Linked DNA regions of Homo sapiens: region 2 is linked to region 1. A link is an interaction called in ENCODE POLR2A ChIA-PET data of the cell type or tissue named here. Cell type or tissue: OCI-LY7. All regions are shown on one strand. Links, peaks and the distances in the headings refer to the core of each region. The heading gives the core; the rest is flanking DNA. Region 1 overlaps PPFIBP2 (PPFIB scaffold protein 2). Region 2 overlaps SYT9 (synaptotagmin 9).

Region 1 (9,595 bases), core at 1,456-9,455:
TTCTCTGGACCCTGGAAGGGCTCCATACAAAGGAGGGTCCCTGAAGCTTAAGCATCTTTACATTCATGATGAATCTGACTCACCATGCGTGTAGGAAAAGGAAACAAAATGGGGCCCAGGGTAGGGGAGCAGTAGGATTGGGGACCTCTCCTAAAGCTGGAGTCCTGAAGGGCAATACAGTCAGTAGATCAACTCAGGAAAAAAACACTCCGCAAAGGTGGGATCCAGCCATGTGGCTCTAGAGCCTGTTTGCCTTAAACATTATACTTTACTGCCTTTTTCTCAAAAATAGTAACTCATAATAAACTCACAAACTATAATAATTCCTAAATGGATTATTCAAAGTTTTTAAAAATCACAGAAAAAAATTTAAAACAAAATGATGAAAGAATTCACAAAGTGGATGAACCTAATTCTATATAAACATAAAAATTCCATGTATCAAAGTATCAGAAGCAAAAGTAAAATTCTGCTACAAACCTAAAAATACTTTGTCACAATTACTAGACATGACTTAATATCTTAATAGAGAACAGTTAGAAATCTATAAGAAATACAATAATAATAATGAACAAAAATGCAGATAATTCACAAAAGAATTAAAAGGACAAACATGAAAACTAAATTACCAATAAAAAGGAAATTTGGAGGTTCATAAAAGTAGAAAACTTTGAAAAAGAAAAATTTAACTACTCAATGCTGACAAGGATGTGGGTGTAATAGGCGCACTCTGTCCAGCAGTGCTGACTGGAATGTAACTCTGTAAAACTTTACCTGGGAGAAGAAAGAAAATAAAATGTGTTCATCCATAATCTGAGAGAGAGTGCCTACACAATGTTATCAAATATCATATTTAAAAAAAAATCAATTGTTTTATTGAACAAAAAAAGGTTGGGGCTGGAGGCTTTCAGTATCAAAGTACTTTTCCTAAAGAATACTAGCAACAACAGTTTTAAAGCTACACCTAAATATTAATATCTAGAAATTATAAATATCACCAGAGGACATTAACATATATCAATTTCTAGTTAAGAGTCACAAGGCCTTTCTTTTCCACGAGCAAATTCATTTTGCACCATTACGATAAACATAACAATCTCATCAGGACTTCTTCATACGTCTTCCCTTTCTCATCCACTGTTACGGTTCATAAAGCACAAAGACATTTGAACAAAGCAGCCTGTGGCTGGAACTGCAGTTTTTTCCTTTGGCAAAGAAAGCTACTGACCCTGGTCACCCCATACCCTAAAGTGACTGTCAGAATACAGATAGCTCCCTAACCATGCTCTCCTACTCTAGGGACAATGCTGAGGGGTCTTAGGAAAGTTTTTATACCCTGACCCAATGATTCCCCTTCTAGAGTCAATCCTTCAAGAACTAGCCAGAATTAAAACAAAGATCAATCATTCAAGCTTACTATAGCTTGATTTTTTTTCAGCTCAGATAAATCAGAAACAACAGTAATGTCTACATTGAGAAAATTGCCAAGTAAATTAGAATATCTAATTATTGAATATACAGGTAAAGCTTTCCCTGGCTCACTTTCTAAGGGCTCTGAATTGGTCTCTGACTTACTTAGACTATGTCCTTAGATTCTCTAGCCTCTAAAAGCTAATGGTCTACACATTCTCATGCTTCTTTTCAAGCTTCCTGGAGTCTGGGGATACTCATCGAAGAATAAATGGATCTGGAAAGGTCCCAGGTCTCATGCACGAGGAGGACCTGGTAAGACTAGAAACCTGTTTGGCAAGCCAGGGAAGTGCAGTATCATATCCATGTGCAAAATAAGCTAAGACTCCCTTCCGCAGGGGATGCAGGTCTGCAAACAATATGATGCATTTAGGGAAATGCTTTTCTTCCTTAATTGGAATCTAGACTATATTATTTCTGAGAACGGACATCTGAATGATACATATCATAACCAGTAATTACCTGTACTCTGCATTGGTATATGGCAATCTTGAGGTGACTAAACTGAAGAGAGTTACAGCTTACTTTTTGCCTTTTGGTTAGATATAAAATGTCACATTCCAATCCTGTGGAAGACCTCCAGGAGTACTGATCTTGGCTGAGTAACTCAGAACTTAGGAGATATTGTGCTGGAAATGACGTACTGTAGGGACTGCTTGACTGGGGAAGAGAATATGGAAAGGGGTTTCCGCAAAACACAGGAGTAAAGATTCACCCATGCAGGTTTGAAGGGAGATACTTCTTTTTCAGAGCAGGGAGATCAAAGGAAAGTGGGTCAAGCCTTACCTTTTCTGTCCCTTGGAGTCCCTGGTCCTAGAGAGTCTTGGCCCTGCGGTTGCCCGGAGCCCACCTCGTCGAAACTCTGCCATCCCCAGCGTGTCAGTGTAGAAATTTCCTGACTGAGTTCTTCGGATTCTGCATGGAGAAGAATCCATGGAGACGGTCATGGAATAGTCAGAAAGCCTACAGTCACTGTGCTTCCTCTTTTGCAAGGCCATGCAGGCCAGCACAGGGACTCTCGGCAGCACTGCTTCTCCGTACCTTCCCAGAGATCAAGGATCACAACCTGTCGCAGCTCCTTGGCCAGACTCAAGCCTCAATTCGGATCCTGCCTCTGGGATTTGGTCACTTGCCATAGAAGTCAAAGCAAAGTTTGATGCCTTGTAGGAGGCCCCAGTTTCTGCCTCATGTCACAAAGTGGATCAGTTGGGCCAGCAAGTACTTGGCTTTCAAAGGTTTTTCAAAGATTTCTTAAAACAGACTGACTCCTAAGAAGGGAGAATACAGTCTCATCTGTGTCTGTGCCAGATCCAATGTAATATAAGCTGCAGAGATTATGTTCAGGGTGTGTGGAATGGGTGGGTGCTTAGGATGCATGACATGAAAGGCAACTGGATATATTCAATGGGTGTCTTTCATACTTCTCCTTCTCTTGGCCCTGGAAAATATCTCAGATTCTTCTCTTTGAACATGAACACTCTGTTTTGACTGCTGTTTCAGTGTCTATTGGACCAGGGGCTTACATAGACTCTTTGCCCAATCAAAAAGAAAAATTCTAAGCAATATAATTAGGATCAACGGCACCAACTTACTTTCCCCAGAACTTCTTAATGCCTTTGGGATTCCGTTTACCATCTGGTGTCAGAGGAGACTGAGGACCTGATTCAGTGCCCGATGATGTGGATGAGAGGTCATTGACCACAGCAGTGTCGTCCCAGCCACTTTCTGTGTCTCCTGAGATTGGAAGAAGGCAATGAATGTGAATGTAAGGATGTGACCCCTGGAACCCTTCTTCCCCAAGCCTGGGCCCTCCCCTTCAGTGGGAGTCCAGAGAATCTGCCCAGTTCTGCCTTCAGGGCAGAACTCCATACCAAGATCCCAGAGACTAGTGGGGACTCCAGGCTTCCTTGCTGAGAAATTAGTGTGCTCAATATTTCAAATCTAGGTGAGCTAATGTCTTTAATTTTAAGGATTTGGGGTCCAAAGTACTTGTGGATTATTCCAACAAGCAGCTTCTTTTTCCTCAGAGGGAGATGCAGGAACGCAGGCAGTAGTGGGTCCCTGGCTGAGTGCTGGTGAAGGGGAGGGTTAGGGTAGGGAAACAAAGGCATTCTCACTCTCCACCTCACCTGGAATGGGTACAGTACCTAATACGGGGGCACTGACACTCCGGCCACGATCTCCAGTGAACCAAGAAGCAGAGAAGCCACATGAAGAAACAAGAGAGGCCAAAGTCCAGCCCAACAGAGTTACGGGGAAGCAAAGAAATAAACAAAAGAGTGTCATCGAGCAAGAGAGAAAAACTCAAACAGAAAGAAAAATAATCCCATGGAGAAGGAGGGGGTGAGTGGTGACTGACACTGAGAAGAGGTTTCATGTGAGGGGACCAAGTGTTCCTGGGGCCCCTTTGTGACAGGCTGAGGTGTCCACACCCAGGGAAAGGAAGGGACAGCAGCAGGGGCTGAATACTCCAGGCCACAGGCAGCTCTTGTGCAGGTGCCTGGGCTCACTCAGCTCAGACTAGAACAATCTGAAGCCATAGTGAGTCCAGTTTGAGTGTCACTAGAACACACTCATTCAAGGGTTTATCTGAAGTTCCTGCAGCCAACGGCAGAGCTGGCCTTCACTAGGCCAATGCATGGGCCAGCTCAGGGAAGAGCTGAGGCTGAGGAGCCTCAGGAAGAACCCTGCCAGGACCAGAATGTTCCCTTCCGGGGCCATTGAATCTTTTGCTGCTGGTGGGGAAAGATGGCTTATTTTGAATGAAAAGCAGCAAAAGCCTCTGTGGTTTCAGGTCTTACGCACCGAAAGGATACCTGCAGACCGACACCCTTGCCCATTGGCCACTGACTTCATTTGCCTAAGGAAATGCTCCCACTTGGAGTGCATGATACCCTCCTACGGGGAATAGGGAAGCTGCAGAGAAGAAGGTGGAGACAGGAGAGAGAAGATCAGAATGACAGAGGAAGGAAGCACCAGGGGCAGGAAGGGTAGAAGGGGGTGTCTGAGAGGAGGGAAAACAATGCTAGGAAGGACAGGAAAGAGTTCGAGAGGAGGAAGAGAAGAAGAGAGGAAATAAGGGTGAAAAGCTGCAGCCGAAAAGAAGTAGGGGATACACACACCCTGGTTTGCTGAGACTGTAGAGTGCTGACCTTAGAAAACAGCTCGCCCAGGGGGAGCCTCTGGGGAGGTGGGACCACCCCAAGGTACAACTTGTTCCAGCCACCCACCCCACCATTCTCCAATTGTGGATTGTGGTGGTAGGTGCAGGGATCTTATACAATCATTGAAAGTGCCAAGGACACTGCTCAGAGGCCACCAGCACCAGGGCTGGACACTCACTCAGCCTCAGCAGGCTGCTCCCCGTGGCGTCAGGCTGGCAGATGGTGGGAGGAGATTTGGCAGCCTCTCCATTGGGCGTGGCTCCTGAAAGCTTCCCAGGTAAAGTGGGATATTTGTGCTCCGCCAAGAAAGGGCTGTCCTATTGGAAGGTGAGAGAAAGAGAGAGATACCGACTTAACTGTCAGCCTCAGTTAGGAAATCCTTGGATACAGAACAACTCCCTGTTTTGCAAGAGCCATTTTTCACATATGGTGACTTGAACACCCCTCAAAGATTATTTAGCTAGTCCGAGAAAGGGGACCAGAGTTCCAAGGAAGGAAGAAACTTTCCCAAGGCCACACAGTAAGACAGGGACAGAGTCAAGTGCAAATCTGGGGCTGACTGAAACTGACTCTAACAGGAAGTGAAGCTGTCTTGCAAAGCGGCCTTTGCTGTCTGGCCTAGTGCTCAGAGACTCAATGAATTAACAGCCGTGAATTACTCTGTAAGCTCTTTGGATATGAAAATTGGCATTCTAATAAAAGCTGCCTAGTGTTTTATCATACATACATACATATATATGTAAAATAACAATCCTGCAAGAGAGGAAACTGAGCTCAGTCTGGTCTGGGCTCCTCTGTTTCCCCCAGATTTGCTTTCCTGTGGTGAGGAGAGAGGTGCTTCTGCTAATTGGAACCCTTACTCAGACCAGAAAAGGGCAGATCTCTGTGAGGGCCTGACCAACTGCATAAATGATATGGATCTTGCCTGAGAGCGGCTATGGTACAGAAGGGAAATTATAGTTTAAATGTGGAGCAAAAGAAGAAAAAATCCCTATATTGTGATCATGGCTTCTTAAAAAACATCATGTTAAGGCAAGCATGAAGATACACACACACCCTTGGGGGAGCTGACAACAAGAAATGGGCCAGAGGACTACATGCCAACAAAGCTCCTTTGGGAACTTAGGATCATAGTCTGCACGAGGTAGAGCCTCAGTGCAGCCAGCTCCATGCTTGGACCCTGGCCATGGAAAGGTCCCAAAGAAACAAGTTGATTAAATGAGGAAGAAGATAGCACTTATTTGGTAAAGAGGCATACAATGGCCTCTCTTAATCTGCAAACCTGAGAGAAACACAGTGGAATGTGCTGTGAAAGTGAGAATAAAAGAAAAGAGAAATTGAAGCAATGTCACTAAAGGAATCAACTGTGGATCACCTGATTAGATCCTGAAGAAAGTAATATAAAAAACAAAACAGATTTCAAACTGGCAAGTCACAACAGTAATGGAAGGCTGCTGTGACTGAGACATCTTATGAAGTTCCATTTAGCTAAAGGCCAAATATCCAATATATTTCCAATTCAATTTGCTTATAAACATATGTCCTAGAAATTGTTTGAGATTCAGTTCATTCATTGAACATTGACTATTAACTCCCCATAAATAGTTCAGAAAGGAGAGATACAGTGAGAGGAAACTGAATTCTGAAAGAACTGGCTGGTGGAGTAGAAGTAACTAGAACCTTCAGAGAGGAAGGCTATGAGATTTTCAAGTTTGTGATGACCCATGAGGTGAAGATTAGACATGATCAGACATACGGTCAAGACCCACAGTTTCCAAGTGGTAGTTCATGTGCCGGCTGCTCTTCATAATTACCTGGAGCACTTGTAAAACAACATGAATTCCCAGTGCCCAGTCCCTGATTCAGTCCCTCTGGAAGCACACCCCAGATGTCTATATTTTTAACAAGGATCTCAGATTATCTCAGATTATACTAATGCAGTCAGACCCAGGAACCACTGACTGTGAGAAGGTAGTGTTCAAAGATGTTAGAGACCTGAAGGGCATGACTCCAAGCTCCCTATTATATACGACATATGGAGGGGGGAAGAGCTCTCAAAAACGTGTTTCTGGTTGCATCATCACGCATGCTCCCTCAAGGCAGGGCAGAGACAGCCAAGGAAGCAAGTGGGCCACCCGGGGAGCTCCCTGAGGAGCTGAGATGCAAGGAGAACACATACCTAACCCAAGGATGGGGTTTAAAAGGCAGCCCCGACCTGTAAGAAAGACAGCAAAAAGGAATCAAGGACAATGGAAAGGGCTCTCTGAGCTCTGCTCAGGCCAAGAATAAGGGCTGGGAAGAAATGACTCACTGATGTGGAAGGCAGTGCAATGTCAAGACGTGACGCAGAGGAAACAAGGATGCTCAACTCCAGTTCTGTTTCTCCTGTCTCCAAAAAGAACAATCCTCCTGGCTGTAGGGGAACAGAAGCCCCAGCCAAGGGAGTAGTGTAGAACTGATTATCCAGCTGCTTTAAATTACAACAGAGAAGCAGCATGCCAGAGTGGAAAGGGCCTAGGCTTTGAGTCAGACCAACTCAGACAGAGCTGTTTCTCTTCCACCTCTCAGGACCTCTGGTCATTTCTAAATGGAGAATAACAATTCCTACCTCAGGTTTGCCAGGAAATAACATATCCACAGGGCCTAGCACACAGCGGACAGTGGATAAGGAGAAGCACAGGAAATATCACATACCCAGGGCCTAAAGAAATAGCAATCTAGAAGAGGAGTCCTTAGACCACGGCAGGCACTGGTCAGACTACATCTAGAATATCACACTCCAAGTCTGGTCCAGGGCAGAACTTGAAGAATACATTGAGAAACTAGCGCTGAGCCTAAGAAGACTAAGTAGCAGCTTAAAAGGCTTGTGATCCATGCACATGAGAAGGTGATGTTCAGCCCAGAGAACAGAGCACTCAGAGAGGGCATGAGGGACTTAAATTCCAGAGCTGTCAGGAGTAGGGGAGATTGACTTTTTCCATGGGCTAGATGTGGAGGGAGAGGATCAGCAGATGCACATTTTAGAGAAGCTCACACAGCTGCAAAAGAATACAAAGGATGTCTTCCAATGAAATGAGCTCTCAGTCACAGAAAGCAAGAGCCAGTTTAAGCAAGGGCCAGACACTACAGTTAGGGATGCTGCAGAAAGATGACTGTGGAGCGGTTCTGCACCTGTGTAGCTATTCTGGGGAGGACGGTGGTGTATGTGGGTGAGAGGGGAGGGTGGTCATGTTGAATAACTGAGGTTGTATAAGATTGTGATTATGGCCAAAACCATGTAAGAATTAATCTTTTAATCTGGAGCATTTTTTTCTTTATAAATAGTTCTACGTTACTTATATTTCTTGGTAATCAAATTGGCGTCTTAAACCTTGAGCCTGTGAGCTGGGTGTGTTTCCAAAGGAGCAGGTGGTCACTTACAGGTGTGCTTTAGAAACACCTGCGAATGACCTCTGTGACGCTGAGGTGGGAGGGGGGACTGCTGAGCGATTTAACAGCTGACGCCATAGGAAGCCTTTCAGTTCACAAAGGGACCACACCAACCCCAGGCTCAAGGGACTGTGTTGCAGAGCACCTGGGCAGGGGAGCAGGCAGAAGACTTTTGCTATACAGTTCAGATGGCCCAAGGAATGGCTGCCCACTTGAAGAACCAACTGCTACAAATATGGAAGAGTAGAGAAGCCCCTTATATAGATGCAGACGTGCAGAAAAGATCTTTCTCTTACGCAGATGTGGAGGAGCAGAGATGCCCCATTTTACCGTGAAAATATAAAATGACCCTCTCAGGCAGAAGTCAGCAAGCAATGAGAAGCTCCATGTTTCATATGGACATGGAGGCAGGGGACAGAGAAGGGAAATGCCATCAGCCTCACAATACATTTTCCATATAATGTTATAAATGGTGGTTGGGTGTGGCTGAAATCATGCTAATTATATGAATCTTCATTTCTTTATGGGCTCAACATTTTGTGCACTGGCCTAAAAACTTAATCCTCTTCCACAACAGGCTTCCCTGGAGAAGATCAGTCCTAATGGAATTTTTATAACATAACTTGTTCATCAAAGCGGGACTGAGTGTACACTTGTGTTTTTTTAACCATGACATATCAGCACAGAAAGGATGAGAGCTGTCACGTTCTTCAGTGTGCTGAGATCGTAGCAATCCCCTTCCCAGTGATTAAATCTAGATTACTTTGTTAAAGATTAATTTCTCTGAGCCTATAAAATGGAGGTGATAATAATAAATCCTGTCCCACAGATAATGATAGCAAAAGCATATTAAATAGCTGAGTGCACATAAAAATAAAATGGGAGAGAAAAGTTGCGTCTTTCCTCTTGCCCTCTTACTCCTTACAGTTGGCACATTTTAAGGTTATGAAAACTATGACTTGCTAAATTAAAATACTAGCAAACAGTGTAACCACAAATAGACGACGGGGCACGAAGTCAATGTACCTTGGGTTCTAACACCGGGAAGGGCTGGTTCCCATCCATACACTATGGAGTAACATGAGGATTTCGTTTATGTGGAGAAAAAGAGACTTGTGTTATTCACAAACAGCAACAACTCAGGACTACCTGTTTGCTTAAATCTGAAAGGCGCATCCCCTCCCTCCACATCTTCATGTCAAGTAATCACCATCCAGGGCAGGAAAGATCCCTGTCCAACTCCATGGACAGATGTCCTGGGCAGCTGCCAGCAACATGACCATGGCAACCGAGAGACACGTGACCATGGGAGCAGAGCCACTGAATGATCCCAGGGCTCCTGCAGACTTCAGCCTTTATGGTTCTCCACTGTATCAACAAGGAGGCTGATGAACATTATTGGAGACCAAGGGATGGTATGCAGCACAGGCTCACTGAAGGGTCTCTATCAGGGCAGGCTCCCTTGGTCTCTAATGACCAAGCTCAAGAGCCTGCTACTGTCCCCTGCAGCATGAGGTCCACCCACATGATCA
Region 2 (12,566 bases), core at 2,581-10,580, 290 kb after region 1:
ATGACAAAGTAGGGTTTATTACCAGCATTCAAGGATGACTTAACATTAGACAATCTAATAATGTATTCCACCACATAGCATGATGGAAATGGAAAATGTAAAACAATATTATCTTCTCATTAGGTTTTCTAAAAACATGAAAATTTAACACTCATTCATGAGAAATATATTTTGCAAGCTATGAATCTTTAATCTGATAAAATATGTCCATCAAACATTCACCAAAGACATCATTCTTAATGATGAAACACTAGAACCATCCCTTTAAGAACAAGACAAGAATACTTGCTTGCCCCATTTCTGTAGAATATTGTACAGGAGGACCTAACAGTGCCCTACTTAAGAAAAATAATAATCAGCTGGAAGATTAAAAAGGAAGAAAAATTGTGTTACGTTGAAAATGACAATCGTTATGAGAATCTGCAAACTAATTTAATAACCAAATATAAAAATTTCCTGGATATAAAATCAATTTTCAAAAACCAATAGCATTTTTATTCACCAGCCAAAAAAACCATAACTTTAAAAGAAGACAATGTCTATGCTAGCATCTAAAACTATATTGTACTGATAAATAAATCTAAAAAAACTTATGATTTTAAGAAGACCATTATTATGACCCCTCTATAAAACAGTATTCGTCGTTCTTTAACCCTTTCTATACCATTTTCGTCTTCGCAGTACTCATCACCTCTTAACATGTATATTTTTTGTAATTATTTGTTTCTCCCACTTTTATACTTTTTTAGAGTATAAAGTCCTAAAAGCCAGTGTTTTTTCTGCTTTTATTCTCCGCTGCTTAACAGTTTCTAGAATAATTTCTGGCACATATTATGGCTCAATAAATATTTTTGAATGACTTAATGAGCACTTAAATCAATGGAGAAATAAATTATGTCTATAGATAAAGTCAATATTATAAAGATGTAAATTCTAGTCGAATTAATATATAAATGCAATGCAGTTTTTAAAATAAAAATGGTTACATTGGTTTTCATAGAGCTGGATAACCTGATTCTAAAATTCTAAGGGAATAATGAAGGGCTAAGAATAATCAATCCATGTAAGAGGGAGGAGAGGAAAGTTGAGTAGGAAATTTGTGCTGGGAGTTGAGTGAGAGGTGATTCATGGTAGCAGGTTCAACAATTACTAATATAATTAGTATTATATTGATGCAATTGATGGAATATAAACTGATGGAACAAAAAAGAATGCCCAGAGAAAAACAAATGCATATATGGAAGCTTACTTCACACTGCTTTGCTATCTTTAGGATTCTCTCAGAGAAGCTGGGGCCCAATTACTATCGGTTCATCTGCATTACCATCTTTGAGGAGACATTTAGTAATACCCACACTGGTTTTGAAGACCAGTGTAAAATTAATATTATTTTTGTCTTATGCTTTATTTGTATTATATTTTTCCAAACACCAGATATTGGCTCTCTTTTGCTATTCTATCAAGGTAAGATGATATTAACATAGTCCTTGACAATTTCCCAAGACACTGTCTTTTTTACATAATAGGTAAAGGGTTATTTTTTAGATGCAAATAGGATCATATCACTTTCCTCCTAAAAATCCTTCGGTAGGTTTCCATGGTGGTTTAGGGGAAAAAAATCTCAAATACTTAACATGGCTTGATTTTTCATCACGAAATTCTCTTTGAACAACTTCTCTTTGATCCTCTTCTTCTGGTACTTTCTATTCACACCTTAGCCTCACCATAAATGCTAGTTCTTTGGGAAAACTTTCCCTGACTCTTCATACCAGATTTTACCCCTTTGGTTCAGGTTCCTTGAGTATCTTGTATTTTTTCTTGCATTACTTCTCACTATTTTAATTAAATAACAATCTGTGTAATCATTTGCTTACGGTCCACCATTCTCCTAGCTGAAACACCATGAAGGTAGGGAACCTGGAACATAGCAGTGCAGTGCCTGGCACACAGTAACAGTTTAGTGTAGAATTGTAGAATGCATAAATTTGCATGTTTAATGTTACAATATGACTAGAAAAAAGTGAAATAAAAAATAACTATATTCCAAATAATAGAACCTGTAAGTGAAGCTTCTATTACTGATGATCAAAATTACTTTTAATTGCATCTACTGTAAAATGTGACAGTTGTCTCCAAAGGACTCATAAGGTTCAAAAAGTGGCTTTTGTTACTATCTCCAATGTTCTCAAGTCAGATGTTTAAGTTATTAAATCACAAAAGGAAAGGAGCATCAGTGGAGTACAGAAAAGTAATGTGCAGCAGGGTGTCTTCTCCTCCTTCTTCCCTCCCTGGAGGGCTCGCACTGCAGGGAGTCAAAGGAAGGTTGGGAGGAAGAAAACAGAACCAGCAGAAGGGGCAAAGCCCCCAAGCCAGGCACAGGTTGCTAAGGCTACAGCCTTGATGTTAATTGCTCATAATTTAGAACACTGAAATACAGGAGTAGTCATTTCACCCAAGGGACAATGTGGATGCTGAATGTCCGCATTTCAAAGAAGGTATTGAAATTAAATTTTGAGAACTAGTAAAACGACTCAAGTTTGAAAGCACAAATGGTAGACTCATCAGTCTTTCCAATTAGCTTCTTGGAACTGCTTCTTCCATCCTTTGATGGGATCATCACCGTTTTTTGACTGTAACTACAGTGACCAATCTCAGCTCCTGGACAGGCTCAAATACATTATCAGTTGTATCATCCTAGACCTGAAACAGATCATGAGCAGAAAAGAAACTATCATCCCTTTGGAATGATTTAGGATTGATTCCCAAATGAAAGCAAAGGAAAATGCTTGAGTGTGACCAATTAGATTCATATAGGAAACATCTCATGAGCTCCAACTTTGTGCAAGGCCCTGGGCCAGGCTCACTGTGGTAGACACAAGACAATCAGGAAGGGACTGGGCCACCAATGAGCTCCTGGTATATTTGGGAGCAAAGACACAGCATGAGAAATGCAAGCAGTACAACTGTGGATCAGTTATTAGAATCGTGGACCTCCAATTCCAGCTCCAGGTGACATTGAACAAGTTCCACTTAACCTTGATAAGACTTCCTTTCTGTCTATATATCATTTGACCAGATGATCTCTAAGGTGAGTTCCATCAATCCCACTGCCAATCCTTCTCTTTCACTTCGCAATAGCATATAAGTGATGTCTCAAGGACAGTAGCTGAGTATTTGTTTAACTGTCTACTCAATGGATCAGACAATAACTGCAGTAGAAGCTTATGGAAGAAGGTGGGGTAACCTGCATCACATACATGCTTTTGTTCCTTCTAGCTGAGGAAGGCAGGAAAGGATTTAAGGAGAAGGTGAGATTTGAGTTGAGGCCAGAAAGATCAACAGAAGAGATACTAGGAGAAGAGTGTTAAGGTAATTCCAACAGCATTTCCCTAATATTTTGTGTTGTGGTAAACACAGGAAGCCACATCTGGTGCACACTGGGGTAACCCCACCAGGTGAGAAGGTAAGGCTAGGGGGTAAAGAGAGCCCACCTGGCCTCCCACAAAGCTGAGGGGAAATTTGTATCTCAGCATACCTGTAGGTCATTAGTGGCACACCTGTGTCCTGCAGCTGGCACTTGTGCCTGCTGGGAAACTCCCATCTAGGAGTCCGATAGCAGGAAAGAGCATTCTGCCTTTTTCAGATTTCTGGTGGAGTCAGGTGTAGAAGTGTGTGAGAAGAGTTGCAGGGAGAAAACCTATGGAAACGTACTTTTATCTTGGTTGTCGACCTTGAAGAAATAATAATTAATGTGTATCGAAAATCCCTTCTCTATTACAGGTACTAGTCCAAGCCATAATTCATTTTTTTTAACAACTTCATAGGTAAATTCAGGTGTTAATATCTTTAGGAGAAACTGAGGCATAGGGAGAAATGGTACCATAGCATCTGTGGAGGGGTAGCCTGGGAGAGTATTCCTGAGAGGCAATGCCATCACTGTGTGAAAGGCAATATCACTGTGCTTGGGAAGGTGATAGTGCCAAGTTAGATGACAGATATATTTCAACTGCCCCTGCACTCCAAAAGCTGACACTTCCAGCCTAAGAACAAACTGTAAAGCATCAAGTTGGGCCCAGTACATAAGAAGCTTCTTGCAATGAAGTAGCAGTGCATTATGCTGTAGAAAGAACAGAGAAGCACACAATCAGCAGACAGCATGGGAAAGTAGAACCTGGAATTACTCAATCTACTTAGGAGCTTTTCAGAACTGAGGAGGGGTCACATGTCAGATTAAAGGAAGGAAGTCCAAGCCTCAGGGCCTGGGTTTCAACAGGAAAAGCCCTGGTGCAGCATCCCTCAGTGTATGTTCCCTACCTCAGGCCTGTTTGTGAGGCAAGCGAGGGTAGGTGACAAGACTAGAGAAAAAAACAGATGTTGGTTCTGCCAGGATTTGGACCATCACATTCACCATGGCCTAAGCCCACTCAGAATTGTCTATAGATAAGTTTCATACTTTATCATAAGACTGATGGTGAGCCAATGAAGTGCTCTAAGCAAGTGAGTGATGTGATTTTTATGTGGATCACTATGGCTGGAGTATAGGTGATGGACCAGAAAGGAGACAAGGGGGTAGCTTAGATCAGTTGTGTCCAAAGAGGATTCATATGCCCCAGAGGTGTGCAATGTGGTGCTCTGAAGTTTGTTATTTTAAAAATAAAATAAAGTCTACTCAAAGTGAACATAAAGATGGACACAGGTACCCTCTTTTAATTCCAATCAAATCATTATTTGAAATGTAATTTAAATTTCAATCATTACTATTAATGATTCACCATATTTGGTTCATATTGTTACTTCAGATATTTGCTAATTGTAGTATAAAGCCATTACAATCAAGATAGTTCAAAGACAATATTTCAAATATACAATATTTCATCTTTATCTTAGTAAAATTTTGTGTATGTTTTTAATGTGTTCATGAAAACTAGTCAAATAATACATGAATATAATTGATAAACAAGAAAATATACATATACTGGCAGTCAGTGCATGCTCAAAATTTTTTATGAATAGAAGTGCAGTGAATCAGTCCGGACCCATTCAGGAGAGAAACCATCCAGTAATTCAAACAGGGAAAGCTTAATATAAATAAATACTATAACAGAGGATCGAACTAATGAAGGATTGGCTAGCAAGAAGTACAATGAACTCTAAAAACTATAGGATTAGCAGATATGAGGAGCAGAGCACTCAAGGAAGAGATCCTCCCTGCCCTCAAGGCTGAAACACAGACCTTGTTGGAGAGGGCACAGCCATCACTCACTGAATGGCAGAGAAGTCAATGTGGTACTGCACCAGTAGAACTTACCGGAAATCTGCCATCTAGGTGCTAGGAAAAGCTGTTCATGGGAAGGTGTCTCGCCAAGGGGGTTCCTGGGGAAGCTGCTGCCCACTGGGTGCTGCTGATTGCTATATGCTGCAGGGGCTGAGTGCCGGAGAGGCCATGGGTGTTGTGGAGCCTTGCACTGAAGCTGCTGCCCATATTGCAGGAAAGTGGTTCCTGGGGGCTGGAGGAAGTGTGCCTCCCTGCAGAAGCCTCAGGGGAGGACACCAGAGCTAGGAAGAAAAAAACCCCGTTCCTCTTGCAATGCCTCTCCTGTGCCCTCTGCTGACAGAGCTTAACATTGTTCTGGGTGGTAAAAGGAAATATATTTAAAGGTCCCAACTTGACTTTTCCAGAGCAGAAAATGAAGGGTGAATTTGAAGCTGAAAGAAAATAACTTTGTAACTGGCACATGCACATCAAAAAATTGGGGGGCACATACCCCATATATGTATATTTACTTACTTACAAGTTTTATACGTGTATAGAATTCTAACATTATGTGTGTAATAAACATACAAAAGAGAAATAACAAAGATGAGAAAATATAAATAGAAGTCCTACTATTTTATTCTTGCACCCTAGTGTATGTCATCTCACACCCCACTTTTAAGATCACTGCACGCAGTCAAGACCTTCAGGGACCAGTACCAAATGGCTTACTCTTTGATGCCTTTCTCGTCTTCCTAGCTCACAGTAATCTCTGTGTATTTCACATGTTTGTATGCATCCTGCTCTGTGTTGCTACTTCAGCTTTTCATAGGTGTGTCTCATCTTCCATAACAAGTGCAGGGGAGCACATGTCATATTATTTTGTACTATTCTTCACGGGGCTAGGCATAAATTACACAGTCATCAGAGACCTGTTAGTTCACTGAGTATTCTTAAATAACATCAATATTTACCTTAACGCTTCACTTCTGTTATTCAGATCATAACCATCGAGAAGCATCATATATTTCTGAACTTTAAACTGTAGATCTAGGTCTTATTGTCATCCAGGGATAGTAGGCAAGTGAGTAATAAAGTGCATTCGTTGATTTCAGTATTGAATATCTGCTGCACAACTTTCTGACTAGTCTACATAAACCCTCTGTCAAGCCCAGTGTAGATATTGGGGACAGGTGTGCAAACCCAGCGGCTTTGCTGGAGAGACATTTATCTCCTCTCCATCTCTGATGTGCCTAGACATCAACTGAATACAAACTCCTGAGATTCTAACCTAATATGAGTTTATGCTTCTTCAAGAAGGAAAACGCCTACTTTCTTAAAATTCATTTATGTCAGAAGTCAGTCTGAGGCAGATTGAGCTACACTGGGTAAATTCTCACAGCACTTCACAAACACATATATTTCCCAAGCCCCTCAGGGATGTTCAGTTATCTGCTGAGCTAGTTGGGATTTGACTAAATAGCCACACAATTGCTCACCATCTGGGCCATCCTCAGACCTAGACCTGCAAAGAAAAGGAAGGTCTGTTGGTCCCTCTGTGCCCTCCCACTCCCATCCTGTTCCCACCACTCCTGTAGAGTTTTTTTTCCTGGAAAACACATTTGCAAGCCAATCACCACCAGCTCACCCATACAACAGACTCTGAAATAGAGTGGTTGGTTACTCATTAATTTTTCCTTCCTTTCTCCTTACTCTCAGGCCTGAGTGTCACACTCCTGGTGATGTCTGTAAAATAGAATCTTCCCAGCCCTGGGGATTCAAATACCAGCATATCTTTCAAGTAAACTCACAATTTGAGGATATTTTGCTTGCTAGAGAAGCAAAATGTTGACAAAACATGGCTTAGTCTCATCTCAAGTTTCTACTTCCATCTTCAGAATCGATGAGGATGCTGGAAAGTGCATCATTAATCCCATTGCATCATCTTATTGAAGATGCTGGTGTGGTGTTTACAAAAGGAGATGCTTTCTTTCCCCATAAAATCAATGATGACAGGGTAAGGCTCTGGGCAGGGAATGAGCAGTCTGGAGCTCCAGTCCGACATACAGCTCCCACACAAGGAGTCCGTAACTCAGCGGCTGCTCTCAAAAGTGGGCCAGCACTGCCACTGCATCCTACATTAGGTGGCTGCCATCGGACAGGCTGCCCAAAGCCTCAGGGCCCTCTTGCACTGACTGTGGGAGCTTGACCCTGGCTAGCCACATCCCTGGTCAATTAGCATGAATGACAGATGCTTAAAAATATAACCACTGCCCCAAACGACATTCAGATAATACTCTTCTTATATAAAGACCGAGGGAATTACTGGGCTTTCAGTTTCTTTCCCCACCAAAGTTCATGATACTTAACCATTAAGAAACAGGCAATATATACCACTTCATCTTTTTCAAGGAGGTTAAAAAAATCATTAAAGATAATTTTTTAAAACCCTAGTTATTTATGTAGGACCAGGACTTTATTAGCTGGCCGCTTTGATCTTGACTTTTTTTAAGACAAAATCATGACATCATTTAAAAAATCACTGGTTTTGTTACCCTGATACTTACTTCACGCCTAATCTCACTCCATAAGTGACCATCCCTCACACATAGGTTGAGAGTGAGCAATGGGATCAGGGTCAAGAATCCACTATAAATAATTGTTTTACACATTTAGAAATGTTTTTAAAGCTAAACATTTATCTGTTTGCTTTTAGATAGTGTCAAAATGCAAGTAGCATTTATTTTCTCTCTCTTTCTACATCACGTCTTCTGGAAAAATCATGCTCTCAGGTTGAAAGTTGGTGGTGGTGGCAATAGCAATGCCAGTCACCAAAGAAGGAGCTGTGGCAGTGGGCATTGAGAGGAGAAGAGATTGGACCTGAAAGAAAAGAGAATGAGCTCTAACATAAGCCTTGAGATATGGAAGATGAAGGAAAGTGAGCCCAGGCCCCAGGGCTGCATTTTGAGGTGTGTATCTATGAGGCAGAAGTAGGCTGAGACATAGGAAAGAGGGGATAAAAACTTGTGGCCTGCAGGACAGATCAATGCACGTAGGCAGCTCAGGTAGGAGGTGACTTTGGCCATTCTTCAAACTGATGTTATTTAAATATCTGTTCAGTGTTTATGAGAAGTTGGCTGCTCTGATGGGTAGACAAAGAGGGTTGTTGGAGACAGTGCTAGTCTTTCCTTTACCACCCAAATAGCTCAAGCCTGAAGCCTGCATTTGCCTGGACCTACACCTTCAGAAGACATATTAGTGAGCATCTACTGCAACTTGAGCTATTTGGGAATGTCATCACTTCTTCAGGTATTATTTCCAACCATATGTAATGTTCTTCTAGAAAGTTATACAGATTAATAGGTTCCTCCACCTCAATGTTTTAGTACCCTTTATTGATTAGTTCTCTGGAAATCTGTCCGGCCAGCCTGATCCTTATTCAGCCTCTGATGTATCATCTATTCAGCAAAAACTATATTGACCCATGAGGCATCCTCGGTGGGTCCCCCCCTGGCATGAGTGACTCACAGGGTGGAGTGTGATGAAAGCAGCAGAATGCCAGTGTCTCTGAAGTGTACTGGATTCAAATCATGATACAAACTCATTTTTATTCTAGAGTTGATGGAAGCATTGTTCAGGACCTATTTTTTTACCAAGATGGATATTTTGAAGTGTAGTATAATCGGGAAAACTGAGTTTTGGAACACAGGCTTCAAATAGACTTACATTTAAATGCTATCTCACCTTTATCACTTGTGTGGCCTTAGGCGAGTAATGAACCCTTCTATACCTCATTTTCCTATTCTGTCATATGGGCATAATAGCTATTTCACTTCTGTGAAAATTAAGTGGAAAACACACTAGAACTGGGGTCTGGCATATAGGCAATGTGCATGGATTTGTTGGGACAGACGTTGGTAGGGTGATAGGCCTGGGCTCTGGGAAGCTGAGGGAAACCCAGCCCTTGCTGTATGGAGTCTCTGCTAAGATGAGTAGGTGGCCCCTGTAGGAACATGACCCCTGCCCGCAGCCCACCTCAACTGGCTGGAGGCAGGGGCAACTCTGTGCATTTGGGCCTGCGCCTTTCTCTGTTGTCTCCAAGTCTTATTTGCACTCTGGTAGAGAGTTTTCATGGTGTGTGTGTGTGTGTGTGTGTGTGTTTGTATATTTTTTATTGTGGTAAAATGTACATCATAAAATTTATCATTTTAACCATGTGTAAGTATACAGTTCAGTGGCTATTAAGTACATTCACAGTGTTGTGCAACCATCTCTACTGTCTATTCCAGAATGCTGGCATCACCCCAACTAGACACTCTGTATCCATTAAACAATTTCCCCTCCCCCCAGTCCCCGGCAATGCTCGTGGAGTTCTTTAATCCCCAGTAAAGAGAGTAAGTGGCTCTGACAGTGAGCAGGAGCCCACTTGAAATCTCCTATTCCAAACCTACCTCTGAGTTTTATGACTCATTTGGAAGCCACTCCCTAAAAGCTGCGGGGAGCTCAAAAGCACATCTGGATGTGTGGCCCCTCTGCCTGACAGCCCAGCAGTACAGCCATCTTCCCACCCCCAGCCCGCCTAGCTGTGGCCCTGCAACCTCCTCAGCGTGAGGAGTTCAGCTTTCTTTTCTTTCTCCAGAACCAGTCACACCTCCCTCAGCTATTTCTGTAACTGCTAGAATGGAGAAATACACAGAGCAGAGACAGGATACGGGTCTGATGCCCATGACTGGATATGAAATCTAAGAGACAGTAAAAGAAAAACCCATTTTAAAAAGGGATCAGCTCAATTCCTAAAATCCACCCATCCGCACTTTGAAAATACAAAAAAAAAAAAAAAAAAAAAAAAAAAAAGGAGGTCTGATGGCTCTGATACCTGGAAGGGATTAAATGCTAAAGATAGCCTGAGGCATTGAGAATGCTGAGGGAGTGCTCAGTTCATGAAGCTGAGGGCAGTAAAATCTGGTATTAAATGCTAACAAGAGAGGAGTTCTTACAGAATGTTCAGTATCTGTGAGTCACTGGGACCTTCCTCCATTAAACGTGAAGCAATATTCTTTAATATCAGCAGGATTACAGATCTTACTGTCCAACCCAGTGTGTTAAGAAAGCACTATATGCCCAGTAAAGGATGCAAACTGACCCGAAATGATGGAAATGAACGATGGATTAGATTCTCTAATGCCTCCCTGTTTTGAGTGAAGCCATGCTGATGGCCAGGTGACATTTGCAGGGCCATCTGGTGACATTTCTTTTTGGGAACAGATTAATAGAGACTGAGGAGGGGGGTAGAGTTGGTACAGGGACCAACACAAGATTTTCAGGTGGCTTCCTGGAGTTGTATATGTCTTTGAAGGGGGAGGTCCTGTAGTTTTTCTAGGAGAATGTGGCCAAACCATAATTGTTAAACATTGCATGACCTGATGGGGGACTCCCTCTGTGCAGAAAGAGTTCCTTTAAATTCTGAAAGCATGAATTAATATAAAATCCAAGTATTCAGGAAAGTCCCTTGTTAGAAAAGGATGTCTCCCCCTTCCCCTCACTCCTCCAGGAACAGAGGGAAATAAATGTAGCTAGAGCAGAGTCGCTGTTTCACGGAATTGCTTCCTGCTCTGATGCCACAGACTTAGCCTTCTGCCAGCCTGTGGTTTCCTCCTTCAGTTTCCATGGGCATTCTAGTGCTAGCACGGAGCCTGTCTGTTGAAAGAACAAATGCTTCAGGAGGCCTGAGACCACTCTTTCACGCTCTGTCCTCACTCAGTTCTTGATCCCTGTCTCAATCTGGCAGACACCAAAATTCCTTGTCCTGCTTCCCACTCCCTCAAAAAGCTGCTGGCCAAGGCTGTTGTGAAACAAGAGGAAACCTTTTCCTCTAGGCACAAGTAGAAGCACATATCCACAATCTTCCTGACTCCCCAGTTCCCACAGCATGCTTATTTGACAGCTGCCAGCCCCAAGATCCCTGAAGCTGCATATGAAACTTCCCCATGCTTTGATGGAAATAGTTCGGCTGGGCGCAGTGGCTCACATCTCTAATCCCAGCACTTTGGGAGGCTGAGGTGGGTGGATCGCCTGAGGTCAGGAGTTCGAGACCAGCCTGGCCAACATGGTAGAACCCCGTCTCCACTAAAAATACAAAAAAAATTAGCCGGGTACAGTGGCAGTTGCCCATAATCCCAGCTACTTGGGAGGCTGAGGCAAGAGAGTCGCTTGAACCTGGGAGGCAGAGGTTGCAGTGAGCTGAGATCGTGCCATCGCACTCCAGCCTGGGGGACAAGCGTGAGACTTCATCTCAAAAAAAAAAAATATTTTGATGAAAACGGTTTGAAAGCAGTATTGGTTAATTGATAAGTCCCAGCTTCTCTTCTGGGTACGCTGACTGTGACCCCTCAGCCTCCAAAGAGAGAAGACAGACAAGCTTCCTTTGAAGGCTGTGCTCTGCATTTTGGCTTGTTCAGGGATGCCTGGCTAGCAGGGAAGCCCTGATCTCAGCAAACATGGACAAAGGGAATGAAGCCCTGTTCAGGAACAGGGGCCCCACCCACCTGCAGAAATGGTCCTTTGAGACAAAACTTTGTGTTTAGTTTCCTTACTTAAACAAATTACAGCAAAGAAGCAGGCAAAATAGTGTCACAACCATATAAAAATTGCAAGTGAAGAACCATGGACAGAGATTATACAGGAAAGATATATCAAACTTTAACAGTGGTTACTTTAGGGCAGAGGGACTATAGGTGACTTTGTATCAGAATTATCTACTCTTCTGTTTTCATTCAAGTTTTCTGTATTGAGCAGACAGATTACATAATCAAGGAAAATCCAGCAAATTATTTTTGAAAAGTAAAACATTTTAAAATTTAAAAGGGACGCAAGTTGAAGTGAGACTGATTTTGTAGTTACTATAAAAGAAATCATCAGAGCAGTACACGCCAAAAGACCACAAGCTCCCTGAAGGCAGAGGCTCTTCCATATGCTCAGTACACAGCCCTGTTTCTTCCCTCCCAGAGAAGACAGAGACATCAGAAGGGCTACACTTGACTTCTTACCTTTGGATTCATAAATGTATTTGCACTTGCATTGGCCTCTCCCTCCCACTGCAACATGGGAAGAAGAGTTTTATCAAAAGCAAATCCGCCAACTCTGTTCTGGGTCCCATCCATTCGTGCCATCCGATGGGGTCTCAGCCACAGGAACCCCCTCTGCTGCTCATCCTCTCTTTCTTGCATCTCCAGGCTTCCCCACTACTGGCTCTTAGCTGTCAGTATTTAAATAATCTGTTTTCTCCCATTTTGAAAAATTCCTTCCCAATTTC

Evidence for each region. Peaks named below come from ENCODE experiments on the same cell type or tissue, not always from the same donor. Only the 100,000 strongest peaks of a DNase experiment are listed, where the experiment ranks them.
Region 2: POLR2A ChIA-PET joins it to region 1 with 9 read pairs; 1 of 35 experiments calls an interaction of 5 or more read pairs at or near these places.

Annotation. Positions count from the first base shown.
Region 1 is chr11:7,635,088-7,644,682 of GRCh38, reverse strand. It overlaps PPFIBP2 (PPFIB scaffold protein 2), which reads right to left. Exons shown (of 24, transcript NM_003621.5): 14 at 9,090-9,131; 15 at 4,813-4,951; 16 at 3,063-3,204; 17 at 2,257-2,385. Among named protein-coding and RNA genes, the nearest start is that of CYB5R2, 34 kb to the left of the region's middle. RefSeq lists an enhancer at 5,150-5,279. In OCI-LY7, for the core only: no CTCF peak of the experiment used is centred there; a DNase peak (open chromatin) is centred at 5,242; H3K27ac peaks cover 954 bases.
Region 2 is chr11:7,346,231-7,358,796 of GRCh38, reverse strand. The region is part of intron 3 of SYT9 (synaptotagmin 9); the gene reads right to left. Among named protein-coding and RNA genes, the nearest start is that of SYT9, 100 kb to the right of the region's middle. In OCI-LY7, for the core only: a CTCF peak has its summit at 5,606 (motif pointing left); a DNase peak (open chromatin) is centred at 5,586.